Regions from separate parts of the Homo sapiens genome. Here regions 1 and 3 are each linked to region 2. Evidence: chromatin contacts called from ENCODE Hi-C or POLR2A ChIA-PET data. All regions are on one chromosome and are shown on one strand. The core of a region is the stretch at or near the end of the contact, and the rest is flanking DNA. Distances in the headings are between cores, read along the strand shown. Region 1 overlaps UBASH3B (ubiquitin associated and SH3 domain containing B). Region 2 holds the start of SC5D (sterol-C5-desaturase). Region 3 holds the start of UBASH3B (ubiquitin associated and SH3 domain containing B).

The links. Hi-C counts contacts between places; a loop is a spot of excess contacts on that map. ChIA-PET counts read pairs that join two places held with the same protein, here RNA polymerase II (POLR2A). Pooled maps may share reads with other maps.
Region 1: a loop to region 2 is called in a map of naive thymus-derived CD4-positive, alpha-beta T cell, with 4 times the contacts of the local background. The contact joins the enhancer-like site here to the promoter of SC5D in region 2. A Hi-C loop is called at or near these places in 1 of 168 maps with a recorded cell type or tissue (naive thymus-derived CD4-positive, alpha-beta T cell) and 8 of 50 pooled maps. POLR2A ChIA-PET finds 5 or more read pairs at or near these places in 1 of 52 experiments (activated CD4-positive, alpha-beta T cell).
Region 3: a pooled map shows a loop between it and region 2 (3-fold over the local background). The contact joins the promoter of UBASH3B here to the promoter of SC5D in region 2. A Hi-C loop is called at or near these places in 5 of 50 pooled maps.

Annotation. Positions count from the first base shown.
Region 1 is chr11:122,743,925-122,748,270 of GRCh38, forward strand. The region is part of intron 1 of UBASH3B (ubiquitin associated and SH3 domain containing B); the gene reads left to right. Among named protein-coding and RNA genes, the nearest start is that of UBASH3B, 90 kb to the left of the region's middle. RefSeq lists an enhancer at 553-1,520. Within about 2 kb of position 2,392, at least 8 of the 41 ENCODE cell types and tissues checked have a DNase peak (open chromatin) inside an H3K27ac peak, as active enhancers do.
Region 2 is chr11:121,290,530-121,295,189 of GRCh38, forward strand. It overlaps SC5D (sterol-C5-desaturase), which reads left to right and starts at 2,242. Exons shown (of 5, transcript NM_006918.5): 1 at 2,242-2,287. RefSeq lists an enhancer at 1,984-2,033 and a silencer at 2,204-2,253.
Region 3 is chr11:122,652,749-122,657,023 of GRCh38, forward strand. It overlaps UBASH3B (ubiquitin associated and SH3 domain containing B), which reads left to right and starts at 2,974. Exons shown (of 14, transcript NM_032873.5): 1 at 2,974-3,462. The coding sequence starts at 3,302. RefSeq lists an enhancer at 2,879-3,380 and a silencer at 3,584-3,633.

The DNA.
Region 1 (4,346 bases), core at 1,142-3,641, 1.5 Mb after region 2:
AAGAGGTGTGATTTGATCAGGGTGGCTGCATCAGACAGGCGTTCAGTACCTTTCCCACCAGAGCTGGTGCTGCTCAGGAGCTGAGCCAAGTCAGGGCCTCATGCAGCCCAGCTCTCCTGCCTGTGAGGGAGACCCAGGCGTCAGTGAGATGTCCCTTTTGAATCCAGCCCATGCACCTGGGCCCCTTTACAGCGGTTCTCACTTCACCAGCACCTCCCCTTCCCACGCAGGCTTCCTGTTTTGAAACCACCAATAGATGGAAAATGTGAGTACTGCCGCTTGAATGGCTCAGGCTGTGTGTGTGTCTGGGTGTGTGAGGTTCTGTGTGAGTTTGTGCTGTGTGAGCCTGTGTGCGCACATAAATGTGTATGTGCAAATGTGAATTTGAGTGTGATAGTGTAGGTGTGACTGTATGAGCATGTGTTTGTGCATGTGGGTGAGCGTGTGACTGTGAGTGGTTGAGTGAGTACATGGACACGTGTTGTGTGCATTTGAGCATGTGTATCGGTGTGTGGCTGTGTGAGTGCCTATATAAGTATATGATCATGTGTGTGTTACTGTGTGTGTTGCATGAGCATGTGTGCCTATCTATGAGCTCGTGTTGTGACTGTGATCATGTGATCATGTCTAAGAGTGCCTGTGTGGGTGTGTGACTGTGTGTGACTGTGTGTGAGGGTGTTTGTGTGCATGTGTTGTATGAGTGACCATGTGTGTGACAACGCAAGTGTATGATCAAATGTGTGTCACTGTGAGTGTGTGTTGTGGGTGTGATCACATGTGCAACTGTGTGTGACCTGATGTGAGTGTTTTGTGTGTGATTGTGTCAGTGTGTGAGTGATCACATGTGTGCTATATGAGTGATCATGTGTGTGACTGTGTGATCGTGTGTGATTATATATGTGTGTGGCCAGGGGAGAATGTGTGTTGAGTATGATCACATGTGTGACTCTGTGTGTGTGTGTGTGTGTGTGTGTGCGCGCGCGCGCGCACTTGGGCACGTGAGTGTGCCGCACAGCCCGGGGAAGGGCAGCTGAGGCAGAGGACTTTCCTTGCAGGGGACCAGCCTGGTCTGGGGTCTGGGGAGAGGGTGTTGAGGAGCGGTGGTCCTCCCAGGGAGCCCGTCTGCCTGAGTGGCAAAAGCAAGGAGCAGGGTAACACTGGCATCTGCAAGCACGTCCTGGAAGCTGCCTGAGGCCTTCCATCCACACTGAAAGACTCACCTCTCAGCTTGTATCTTTTTTTTCTCTCAAACTTTAAAACAAATAATTTCTTACCACTCCAAAAATGCATTCCTGAGAAACTGGATCACGTAACAAACAGATTAGACTGTCAGCCTTCCTAGCTGGATGGGCAGGCAGCACGTCTAGTCCATTTTCCTATTCCCAGTACTTAGCACAGTTCCTGGTAGCTGGCAGGGGTCAGTGCATTCATTCAGCAAGTATTTATGGGGTGCTTACCATGTGGCAACACAGATCATAACAAAGTCTCTGATCTCAGGGAGTGTACAGCACTGGGGAGCATGATCACAGTCCCATGAATACATAGGTACATGTGACAGGTGCTGAAAATCTTGGATGAAAGAATGGATTCCGTTTCCAGCTCTTTCCATAGCTTTGTAGAAGAGACTCCGGCTTTTTCTGGCTATTGGGAGAGGCAAGGCCATAATCAATATGCCTTTCTTCCTTTACAAAGATATTATTGACCCACAGGCTTTGAAAACAAAAATTTTCCCTTAGTGAGAAAATATAAATGGATAAGCTTCATCTCCCCTGCCATGCCCTCTCTCACTCCTGTGACCACCTTGTGACTTCTTGGGTCCCTTCCCCCATTGCACCCGCTGTTCCGTCACTCTTGTCTGGGTAGCAAAATCCCACTTATCTATCAAGGCCCAGCTCAAATCCTGTCCCTTCTGGGGCAGAGGTCATCTCCCGATAGGTGACCCACCTGCATGCTTTAAATGACTGGGGGAGCACGTATATCACAGCATTACGATTATTTGCTCTGTGTTTGTTTTCTGTCTCAGCTGAGCTCCTTGAGGCCAGAGACTTTGTTTTGTCTATCACTGAAGTTCCCAGAGCCTGGCACGGGACCTCGTCCTTCTTAGATGTTCAACATGTGTGGGATGGATGAACGGATGGGTGGGTGGGCAGACGGATAATTAGATGAAGGCTCCGTGCCCGCCCTTGTGTCATGAAAGATATACACTACAAAGATGGCAACCTAGGACTGAGCTAAGGCCCAGGGACCATGCAAAGGATAGTGTTTCAACAGTGGCTGGCATTGAGTAGGGCAGCTTTTACGTTTTTATAAATAACCTGAAAAAGGAAGTTCAGACTGAAACTCACACGTCTATGGGTGACACAGAGCTCTTTCGGTAGGGAGGTTCCATGCCAAAAGGGTAGAGGAGGGGAGGATCCCCTAAGATATGAGTGGGCGGACAAGTGGAAGGTTGCTTCAGCGTGAACAAACTCAAACCACTGTATTGACGCGGAAGTTATCTGAGGTATAAGATGGTGCCTCCGGGTGATTAAGTTTGACAAGAAAGCGTCACTTCATTCAATCAATAAATTAAACACCTACTATGTGCTGGGCTTTGTGCTCAGGCCTTTACCTCCTACCCTTGAAGATCTCAGAGTCTAATGGAGAAGAATGCTTCCAATGTAGTGGGAAAAATAGACATAGAAGGAAATAATTAGAGATAAGACTGGAAGGGCTAATAGAAGAATGGTAGAGAGTGCTATGAGACTTCCGAAGAGAGCTGCTCTGCTATCTGTGGTGGGGAAGTCGGGAGGATTTATTCATTCTGTACTTATTTCATGAATAGTTCAGGGCATTTACCGTGTGCTCAGTTTTGAAGGCACCAAGTTAAACAGATATGGAGTCTTATCTCCAAAGAGCTTACAGTCCACTGGGAGTGATGGATAGGTAAAGTGTGGGAGGGGCCGTGAGGGGGGATTTGTGATTCAGAAAGGATTTCGCTGAATGGTGAAATCTTGACCTAAAGTCATCCTTTAAATTCATTAGGCAGAAAAGGGGGAATGTGGACAATCCCAGCAGAAAAAGCAAAGTGGGCAAAGGTTCAACAGAGAGAACACCAGGGTGTGTTTTGGAAACTGCCGAGGCTCCTGGCTGAAGCAGAGGCTGCGGGGTGGGGGTGGTCACCGGAGAGGCAGCTGGGCTGACAGGGGCCAGCACAGGCATGGCCAAGGATATGGGGAACCTCTGCAGGATTTTAAGCAGGACAGTGATGTGATCTAGATTAATGGTTAAGAAAGATTATTCTAGTCTTGGTGGAGGGTGGACTATAAATTGGAGAATGAAAGGGAGAGTGAAACCAGCAGCCAATAGGACCCCTAAAATCGTCTTAGCAAGAGCTTATGCACTGAGAACAGAATGAGTTAATAGACCCAGAACCAGTGGAGTGGAATTGTCCTGATGACACCAGCCAAGGAGTTTGGGGAAATGTTATTCTCTCACTGTGCATGTAAGGCACCCTGTGGGGACAGTGCTGAGCTTAGGACCTAGAGGCAGCATCAGATAGGAGGGGAGAAAAATACACCAGAGTCCTGGGGAGTGTGGGCTGGGCCATGGCTCTGTGTCCTTAGAGAGTTATGAGACTTGACTGAGCCCCCGTTGGGACTGCTGTGAGAAAGAAGCGGGATAACATATTATAAACAATAGCATCTGCAGCTGGAGTGATGTTGGGTGGTTTGGGTTCCTGTACGTTTGGAGACAGAGTCAAAGCTGGGGAACGTCTTTAAGCTTCTGAAAGCTTTCTTTATAGAGACGCAATGAAAATATTAGAGCTGTTCTATCTGGAAAGTACAAAGGGAGGATGCCAAAGTTTAAGTAAGCTTCATAGCACAGGCATGGAGAGGAACTCAAACTGCCTGGTTTCAAATCCTGCCTTTGTGACCTAAGATCCATATATTCCCTTGAGTGAGCTATTTAACCTTTCAAAGCCTCTGTTCCCTCATTTGTGTAACAGGGATAATAATGAGCTGACTGTTGTGAGGGTTAAATGATACAATGCAGGTAAAGAGCATAGTACATACACCACGTTACACATGATAAGCTTGTAAGTAGCAGCAGCTATGAAATCATTAACTGGGACAAAAGTCTGCACACTCAGTCCCCCAATCCTGCAAAAGGAGGATCCTGCAAAAGGAGAGCAAGAATACCTCCCTTGTGTTGGAAGAAACACATTGTGGCAAATAAGAAAAGGTGGAGCGACTTCACATAGTGGTTTAAAACTGACAAAATCCATCATTCCAAACAAATCGGTGTGGACAACTTCAGACCGTCATTCTGCCTTTCAGCTGTAGGTGGGAGTTGAGTAGCAGCTG
Region 2 (4,660 bases), core at 992-3,491:
TGCATATGACAGTGCCTGACACTTATCACCATTACATAATGATTTATTGAGTAAATAAATTGAGTAATTTAATGATTAAATGGTTTGTTTCCATGTTCATGTTCCATCCAGACACATAGGCAGGTATTGTGGCTTATCTCTGAATTCCTTGGTACTGGCTGGTTGGTACCATAGACCCTTGCAAACAATGAATAAATAAATTACCCTGATCCATCAGTGTGCCTGGATAGAAAAGACATGTAGGAATGCTGCACCCCAGGATGTGCTATTAATACACTTATACACCACGGAATACTATGCAGCCATAAAAAAAAGAATGAGTTCATGTCTTTTGCAGGGACATGGATGAAGCCGGAAGCCATCATTCTCAGCAAAATAACACAGAACAAAAAACCAAACACCACATATTCTCATTGAGTATGTGGGAGTTGTTCAACTGTGGGAGTTGAACAATGAGAACACATGGACACAGGGAGGGAAACATCACACACCGGGGCCTGTCAGGGGGTGGAGGGCAAGGGGAGGGAGAACATTAGGACAAATAACTAATGCATGCAGGGCTTAAAACCTAGATGACGGGTTGGAAGGTGCAGCAAGCCACCATGGCACATGTATACCTATGTAACAAACCTGCACGTTCTGCACATGTATCCCAGAACTTAAATAATAATTAAAAAATACACTTAAATTTATTTTTAAACAAGATTGTTCTCTTGAGGTTAACTTATTACTACTTTGAGTTGTCAGGAGTGATTGCAAATTTCTTGGGAATCCCTAAGTCACCAAGAATAAAGACCACTTGTAATAGCTAAGGCATATTCAACAATAAAATTCTAGAGATTCAGGATATTTGATGTTTGCTTATAACATTTCACTTTTGAGCTTTTATTCGTTTAATAAATGTTTTATCATCTATGCTCAATAACATTTTAAAGTGTCCATTCAAATCATTTCATTGGGCAAAACAATGTTCCTTCCCTAATTTCCCTCATCAGAATAGCCATTTTGTCTCTGTGCTCAGCCTATACCACCAATTACTGTTTATTTCCTGTCCTTGTAATAAGCAACATAGTTATTTATACATGCCCATTTCTCCCACAGCACATAAGCTTTTTAAGGTTGGGAACCATGTCTTTGTCATTATTGTAACATCTCTTTCCATTCCCGGTGTTCAGTACGATGTGTTAAACGAAGTAGACACTCAAAACTTTTTAAAATTTATTTTTATTTATATAATGAGTCTTTTTTAAAAAAACCACCTACACTATTTTAAATTCATTTGAACTTTGTCCAGTATCCTATGTACATTTGAAGTTTAACTACCGGAAAAGTCTTTTGAAGGCAGATCGAATCATGTTATTTTTTTCCCTTAAAAATCCCTCATTTCTGTCATGTATTCCCCATATTATTTATGTAATAGGTAAAGTGGCCCAGTTTGCCACTTTGAAGTTGCTGAGCTGGTATCACAAGTCAGTCCCCTCTGTTTTAATCTCTGTTTAAGGAAAGTCACTCTGAAACGACAGATCTTTTGGTTCCTTATTTCTGCTTTCCTCCGTCCTCTTCTGCCTGTGAAGCCACCCTCCTCTGCTCAGCTCTGTTTCAGGAAATCGGAGCTGCTCGATTCATGTGTAGCAAATCAAAGCCAATTAGATCTGCGTTAACCTTGGTTTTCAACAACTTGTATCGTGAAAAGGTTTCTGTCCATGTTTACCCTCATCTTGTCACCATTTAGACCCCTACATACACCGGCTCGCGGAGCCTCCAGCCATTCAGCGCTAGAAAATCGGGGGGACTACGTCTTAAAACCTTGAGCACCTGTTTGGGAACATCTGCACCTCCTCCCTTGAGGGAGAAAACGACCCAGACATTCGCGTCAAAGGAAGTGTCGTCTATTTCCCTCAACGCAGGGCACCCGTTCTAGGAATGTTTGTATAAACACCGTAAACCTGCCTGGTACCACCATGAATGACACAAGAGCTAGTTTAAAAAGAAAGCAAAGAAACAAACGCAAAACCCGAAACCGCATCCTCCACCGCAAAGGTACTCGGATGGGGCGCCCGCCCTCCCCTTAGTCAGAGGACAAAGGGGGCGTGGCCGAGCGCGCGGCGCCCACGTGACCGCGGAGAGCTGCGCGCAGGCCCTTCGCGCGATCTGCCGTCATATCAGCTTATGGCGCCGGTCGCTGATTGGCTGGCCGCTCCAGCCTCCCGGCCCGCTTGCTGGCTGCCCAGCTGCTAGGACAGTTTGCAGAGCAGTGGCGTGCGGAGCGGCGGCGGACCACCTCCAGGTGGGGACGGTGGGTGGGCGGGGAAGGAAGCGGAATACACCTGAGCGGGCTGGGCCGGGGGGCGATGGAATAAAAGAAGATGGAGAGACTTCAGCGCCTGGGACTCGGGTGGGCGAGGCGGAAGGTGTCCTCGCAGCACGGCTTTTCTCCGCGCCGCGGTTGGTTAGCGAGTGCCCTCTGGGTGCTAGGCGTTGGGCGGATGGTAGGATCGCGGTAGCATACGGATCCGAGTCCTGCGCCGAGTGAGAGGAGAGGCTGGCAGGTAGCCTGGCATCCCGAAGACTGGCGGCGAGGGCTGGGCCGGGGGACCTCGGGGCCTGGAGGGCTGCGCCACCTGGGAGTCCGGGCGGAGGGGCCTTCCGCTCGCGCTGGGAGGGATCGCGGGGCCGATAGGGAGGCCTGGACTTGAAGGAGCCGACCGTGGACGGGCTTAAAGAAAATGCAGTGTTTGATGTTGGGTGTTGCAGATCTCTTACTCAAGGGAATTCTGGTCTGGCTGCTGAACACGAATGCTTTACTTTTCCCTTCGTTCTGGGAGGGTTTTTTTCTTTTAAAGGCCAGAAGAATCAGGCTGAAGAACTGGTCGGTATCAGAACTCCTGACCATTGCAAGCCTCTGTTGCTGCGGCGTAATTAGAATGAAGGGACAGCAATCTGGGGCTGAGGAGACTGAAAGGAAAAGGGAAATAATCTGTTCCTTTTGCATCATAAAAGGAAAAATAATGTATACTGACATCCCTGTGTTACAGCAGAGTAGATTTGGAGGTGGTGTAAGTGAAGAAAACAAGACCTCAGTACATAGAGTTTCCAAACTGGAAAGTTTGTGGCAGCTCGGTACTTTTAGAGGAAACCCTCTGGAAGTTATTTGTCTTTATATCACTATCATTTTTTAAAGTTTCTAATGATTGATACCTAGTAAATAATAACTGATCCTTGATCATTTACAGAGTGCTTTTCCATTCGTTATGTAATGTAATTAATTAGCATGGGGTGGTACTCAGAATCCCTCATCTGCATATAAAACATCTTGAGAGATAACATAACGTGGTAGCAAAGAGAAAGGTTGTGGAATGTACATCCCAGCTGGTTTTTTCTGTTATTGTTGCTTGCTACTGAACAAGTTATTTAAATACTCTGACCTCAGTTTCCCTATCTATAAAGTGGGGAGCATAGAAGTACCTATCTCATAGAGGTATAGGGATTAGATGAGGTTATACAAAAATAATACCTGGTTCTCAATAAATATTAGCTATCATTTTCTATACTTTTAAAGTAGGGCAAAAAGATAATGGTAGACTGAGTTGTTCTAAGCCTAATATTGTTATTATAACTGAGTTTTAAGAAGAAGTTTCTTTAATTCTGCAAGGACAAAGTATTTAAGTTTCTGTTTGAAGCAGTGGTACTTAATTTAGGGTCCTTGGGACCCCTAACTTCAGGGCTTATAACCCCTTAAAATTATATGAGCTTGTAGAGGCACTGAACATTTTTAAAAATTCAGGAGTTGACGACTTGAAGTAGTGGTGAAGAGGCTATAGAACTTGGCAGAAGTTCACGTACTTTGCAACTAGATTGTGTGTATTTGAATCCTAGCTCCAGCATTTATTTACTCTTATGACCCTATGCAAGTTACTTAAAATTTCTGTGCCCAGCTTCTTCATCTATAAAATAATACTAGTACCTACCTTTGAGGCTTCTTGAAAGGGAAAATTAGTTAATATATTTAAAATATTTATATTACCTAGTATATATTAAATATTACTATCAACTACTGTCAGTTATTTTTCAAACAAAAATCAAGTGGCACCTATTTTATCTTCTATTGAAGTAATTTTGACGCATTTTTGACGGCCTTAACAGTGATAATCATATAGATGCTATTTTATTGAGTACCTTTCTTGGGTCAAATGTCAAAAGTCTACTTAGTCTCTAAACCTCACAGCAATCAAACATGTTTGTGTTCTTTTTGGTTGCACGATACTATTCTAGGTATTGTATTGAAGTAGGGCCACATGGCACTGTGGGGAACATGTAGATTGGCTCATCAGCTGTTACCAACCTTTAGTGATATAGCAATATCCTTTTCAATTATTAAATGTTTATGTTATCTGATATTACGTAGTACCCTGTCCCTGCTACACCACCTCCCTTGGCAGTCTTCACCCCTATAACTTCAACTACTACCTGTATACTAACCAGGCTCGCTTTTGAACTTCACATTTATATTTACATGTGGCCTATTGCTTATATCTAAGATAGAAGATGAGCCACAGATAATTAGGTTTTAAGATCTACATTGAACCCGTTTTGAACCCCAGATATCTGAGACAGGTCTCAGTCAATTTAGGAAGTTTATTTTGCCAAGGTTAAGGATTCA
Region 3 (4,275 bases), core at 1,724-4,223, 1.4 Mb after region 2:
CCTTCTGAGGGAGGAACTTCATGCTGATGTGTCAGCTCTGTCCCTGTGCAAGACCCCTACTCCCATCTCACTTCTTTTGGCCACTGTAAGATATACTGCCAGATGAATAGTCATTTCTCTTCTCTCAATTTATTTATTTGTTTAGAGATGGAGTCTTGCTCTGTCACCAGGCTGGAGTGCAATGGCATGATCTCAGCTCACTGCAACCTCCGCCTTCCAGGTTCAAGCGATTCTCCTGCCTTAGCCTCCGGAGTGGCTGGGACTACAGTCACATGCCACCATGCCCAGCTAATTTTTGTATTTTTAGTAGAGATTGGGTTTCACCTTGTTGGCCAGGATGGTCTCGATCTCTTGACCTTGTGATTCGCCCACCTCAGCCTCCCAAAGTGCTGGGATTACAGGGGTGAGCCACCGCACCCAGCCCCCCTCTTCTCTCTTTGTAATAGAACAGTGTAGACATTTATGAAGCTTTTCCTAGCTTTTCAACGTCAACACAATTAAAGCACAATGCATCTGAATTGCCAGCCCCCCAACCCAGTGCAGAACAAATGGCAGGAGTCCTAAATAAAACAGGGGTTTGCACTGAGCTGAAGACAAGTGAGGAAGCCAAGCTGGGATTTCTGTAAAAGTGTCCCAGACAAAAACAGTTTGCATCTCAGGTGCCTAGTTTTTCATAGTGCTTTTTCCAGTCTACCTAAAACTATTTTTATATGCATCATTTCCTTTATCTTACAGTTTGCCTAAAGGCAGGGAGAAAGACAATTAATTCAATTTTTCTGGAGAAACAGAGATCCAGCAATTCTATGTCAAGGGGCATAGATGGAGTCAAAAAACTATCTTAAAGGCTGGTGTCCTTTTATCATCATAACAATGGTCGTTAACTAGTTGTTTGGCCAAATGTTAAGAGTTCAAATCTTGGCTCTGCCATTTACTAGCCATGTGACCTTGGACAAGATACTTGACCTCTGGCTCAGCACCTTCATTTGTAAAGTAGTTCCTAGTTCATAGTCTTGTCAAGGAATTGTTTGAGTCACATATGTAAGAAGCAAAGAACAACACCAGCATATAGTAAGTACTCAATAAATTTGAGTTATCATTTATGTAGCGCTTTATGGTTTACAAAGCGCTTTCACATACATTATTATCTCTTGACTAAGATCCAGATCATTTGACTTTCAGCCCAGGCATTTGGAAACAATTCAGAATACTGGATAAAATCCAGCATGTTTTACCGAACACATCCAAGGAGGCTAATACTAGGTATGGTGTTGCCAGCCCAGTCTTGTCTTTTTGCTCCATGTCCTGGAAGAGCATTCTGCAAGGTCTCCAGGATATCCCCTTTGCTCTGGAAGCAGCTACTACCCAGGAAGCATTAATTTTCCCTCATCCTTTGTACAGCAGGAGGCAGAATTAATACACATTGTTGCTTAAGCTCCAGCTGTCTTATCTCCCTGCTTCCAAACACCACTGGCTATTCTTTAGGAAACCAATTCCGGGCTCAGGGAGTTACACTGTATCATTTCCCCTGGTAAAACCTTCACAGGCCTTATAAAGCAACCTCAAAAAGCCACTCCATGGGTGCTGGTCACCATCCCTCCCCCATATTCCAACCAGGGACAGGCCCGGACTGACATTTCTGGAAAACCCAGTGTGTGCAAGGTTAGGTTACCACGGTCCATACCAATGAGGAAATTAGGCTGTAGAGAGAAGTAACTTGTCTAAGGCACCGCAGTGGATACGAGTGCTGTAGCTACGCACTTACCAGCTCTATGATCTTCCCCAACCTCTCTGAGCTGAGTTTTCTCATCTGTAAAACTGGGATAATGATTAAACACACTCCTAGGGTCAGTATAAAACTTCAGTGAGTTCATTCATTACGATTAGCACAATGACTGGCACATACAAGAGCCCAATAAATGTTAGGTTTTATTATTATTATTACCCAAAAAAGACTATCAGTTAGGGTGTACTCATTGCCTCTTTCATTATAGCAAGTGGGACCCTTGTCCCTGACTGAAGACAATGACTTTGTTTCCAAACGAAAGAGGGTTAGCATCCCCCAGCCAAATTCACCAGGTGGGGCATGGGGCATCAATATGGTTGTGGCTTCCACCATCTTTGCAGTGGGAGTAGTTTTGTCCAGCCTATGATACAATTCACTTATTATTGTGCAGTGGTGATTCGGTCCGTCTTTGAATCCTTTTATTGACAGGATATCCACTCCCTAATGAAATAAGCCCGTTCCCTTTTGAACACCTCTTATAATTAGGAAGTATGTTTTCTCTGTTCCTTCTTCCTCTACCCTCCTAGCCCTTCCTTCTTCTCCTCCTCCTTCCTCCTTTCTTTTTCCCTTCCCTCTTCTTTCTGCCCTGTCCCTCTTTTCTTGTCCCCTCCCAGGTCCTGCCACCTCTGAGAACCTGAGGTCCTTCTCCCCAACCCCTCTGCCCCACCGGGAAGGCACTATTCAGTCACTGACCATAACCTTGTAGAGCGCAGTAGGTCTTTAGTGCAGCCACTTGGCCGGCTGATTGGGAACTCAACTTCCGATGGTCCTAACAACCCTTTGGGTTTTGCAGGATCTTTGAGAAGCAAAACCTTTTACCTAGGCCTTACGGCTTGGCCTTCTGGTCCATTAGTATCATCCACCAGTTCACCCAATTTCCATTAATAACCGCATCTAGAATCACATGAAACTTGAGATGGGTTGATCTCCTGTCTTGAGGCCCAGCTGGGCGGGTATGCCAGCCAAGGAGAGGGCTGGGGCGCCGGGGGTGACTCTCGGGAGGTGAAGCACACAAGCAGCCCATAAGGTTGGGATCCTCCGTCTCCAAGTAGCGCGACTACAGCTCTTGCCCGCACGGAGCAGCCTCGGACAGCGCGGCCGCTTTAAGAGAGGGGCGGGGCCCGGGTACAGGCAAGTCAGGGCCAGCCCACAAGGCTCCTTTTCCTTTTTGATCCATTCAAAAATTACTCATTGCAAATTCCCGGACTGCTAGGCGAGGAGAGGGAAGGGGGCGGAGGAGACAGGGCTACTGCAGGCGCAGAGCTGGGGGCAGCCGGGGGCCCGAGTGGCTGAGGCTGGTCCCGCAGCGGCCGCTTGCCGGCGTTCTGGCTCCTGTGGCCTCACCAGGAAGCGTCAGAGTCCCGACACTGGGGAAGCTCGGAGCGCCGCCTCCGCTGCCGCCGCCTCCTGCCTGGCTCTGGGTCCCCGAGCCCCCTCCCCTGGCCCAGCCCGACTCCCTCCTCCTTCCCGAACCATCCGGCTCGGGCTCCTTCCCTGGCGATGGCTGGCCGCTGAGCCATGGCTCAGTACGGCCACCCCAGTCCGCTCGGCATGGCTGCGAGAGAGGAGCTGTACAGCAAAGTCACCCCCCGGAGGAACCGCCAACAGCGCCCCGGCACCATCAAGCATGGATCGGCGCTGGACGTGCTCCTCTCCATGGGGTTCCCCAGAGCCCGCGCGTAAGTGGCCGGGCTCGCAGCCCTCGGCGACCCCTCCCGCGCGCGCGGCCGGCCCTCGGCTTCGCTCCGGCTCGCCTCCCAGCGCCTGCGGGACAGGCAGCGCGCTCCCCGCTGCCCGAGACCTGTTGGGGGCGGGATGGGCGCGCTGGCAACCCGGGACTCGGCTCCGGGCGGGGGTGCGGGGGAAGACGCGGCGCGGGGGCGTTGGGCCAGGGCTCGCCGTGGGATGCCTAAAGCTGGGGGACGAGGGCGCGGGGTTCGAGTCCCGGGTATAGTGCTCAGCCTCCGCCCCAGCCGGGTGGAGCTCAGCGTTTCTCTCGCGCGCTCCCCTAGGTCTCCAGCGCCGAGCGCCTAGGGAGGCGGGGCCCTGCGGAGGACTCGGGCACCCTCTCCGTCTGGAATACTGGGCTGGTCTGGGATCCTCCGGTGTCTGGGAAAGGGCGGGAGACTGCGGGGCAGGGAGGCCGGCGCCCCCGTTGCAGCGGCTTCCAGCTCCGGATGTCGCTCTCGGGTTCGGTCTCCCCCTGGAGTAGGAGGAGCGGGAGCGTGGGTGTTCCTGCGTGTTCATTGATGGGGAGGATGGAATCAGAAGGAGAAGCGATCCCTCCAGGGGACCTGGGTTCTCGTCAGTGGTGACGGCAGCTCAGAAATCTGTGGGTGCCTGAGAGTAAGGAGGGGGAGCTGTTCTTCATCCTTCCTCTAGGAGAGTGGGGTAGGGGAGGGCAGGGAGAGCGCAGGTGGCTGCCCCTGGAGCCTGCTGGGGAGAGGCCTGTTTGCCAGCATAGGGTGGCGGCGGCCGGAGTCGTCTCAGGC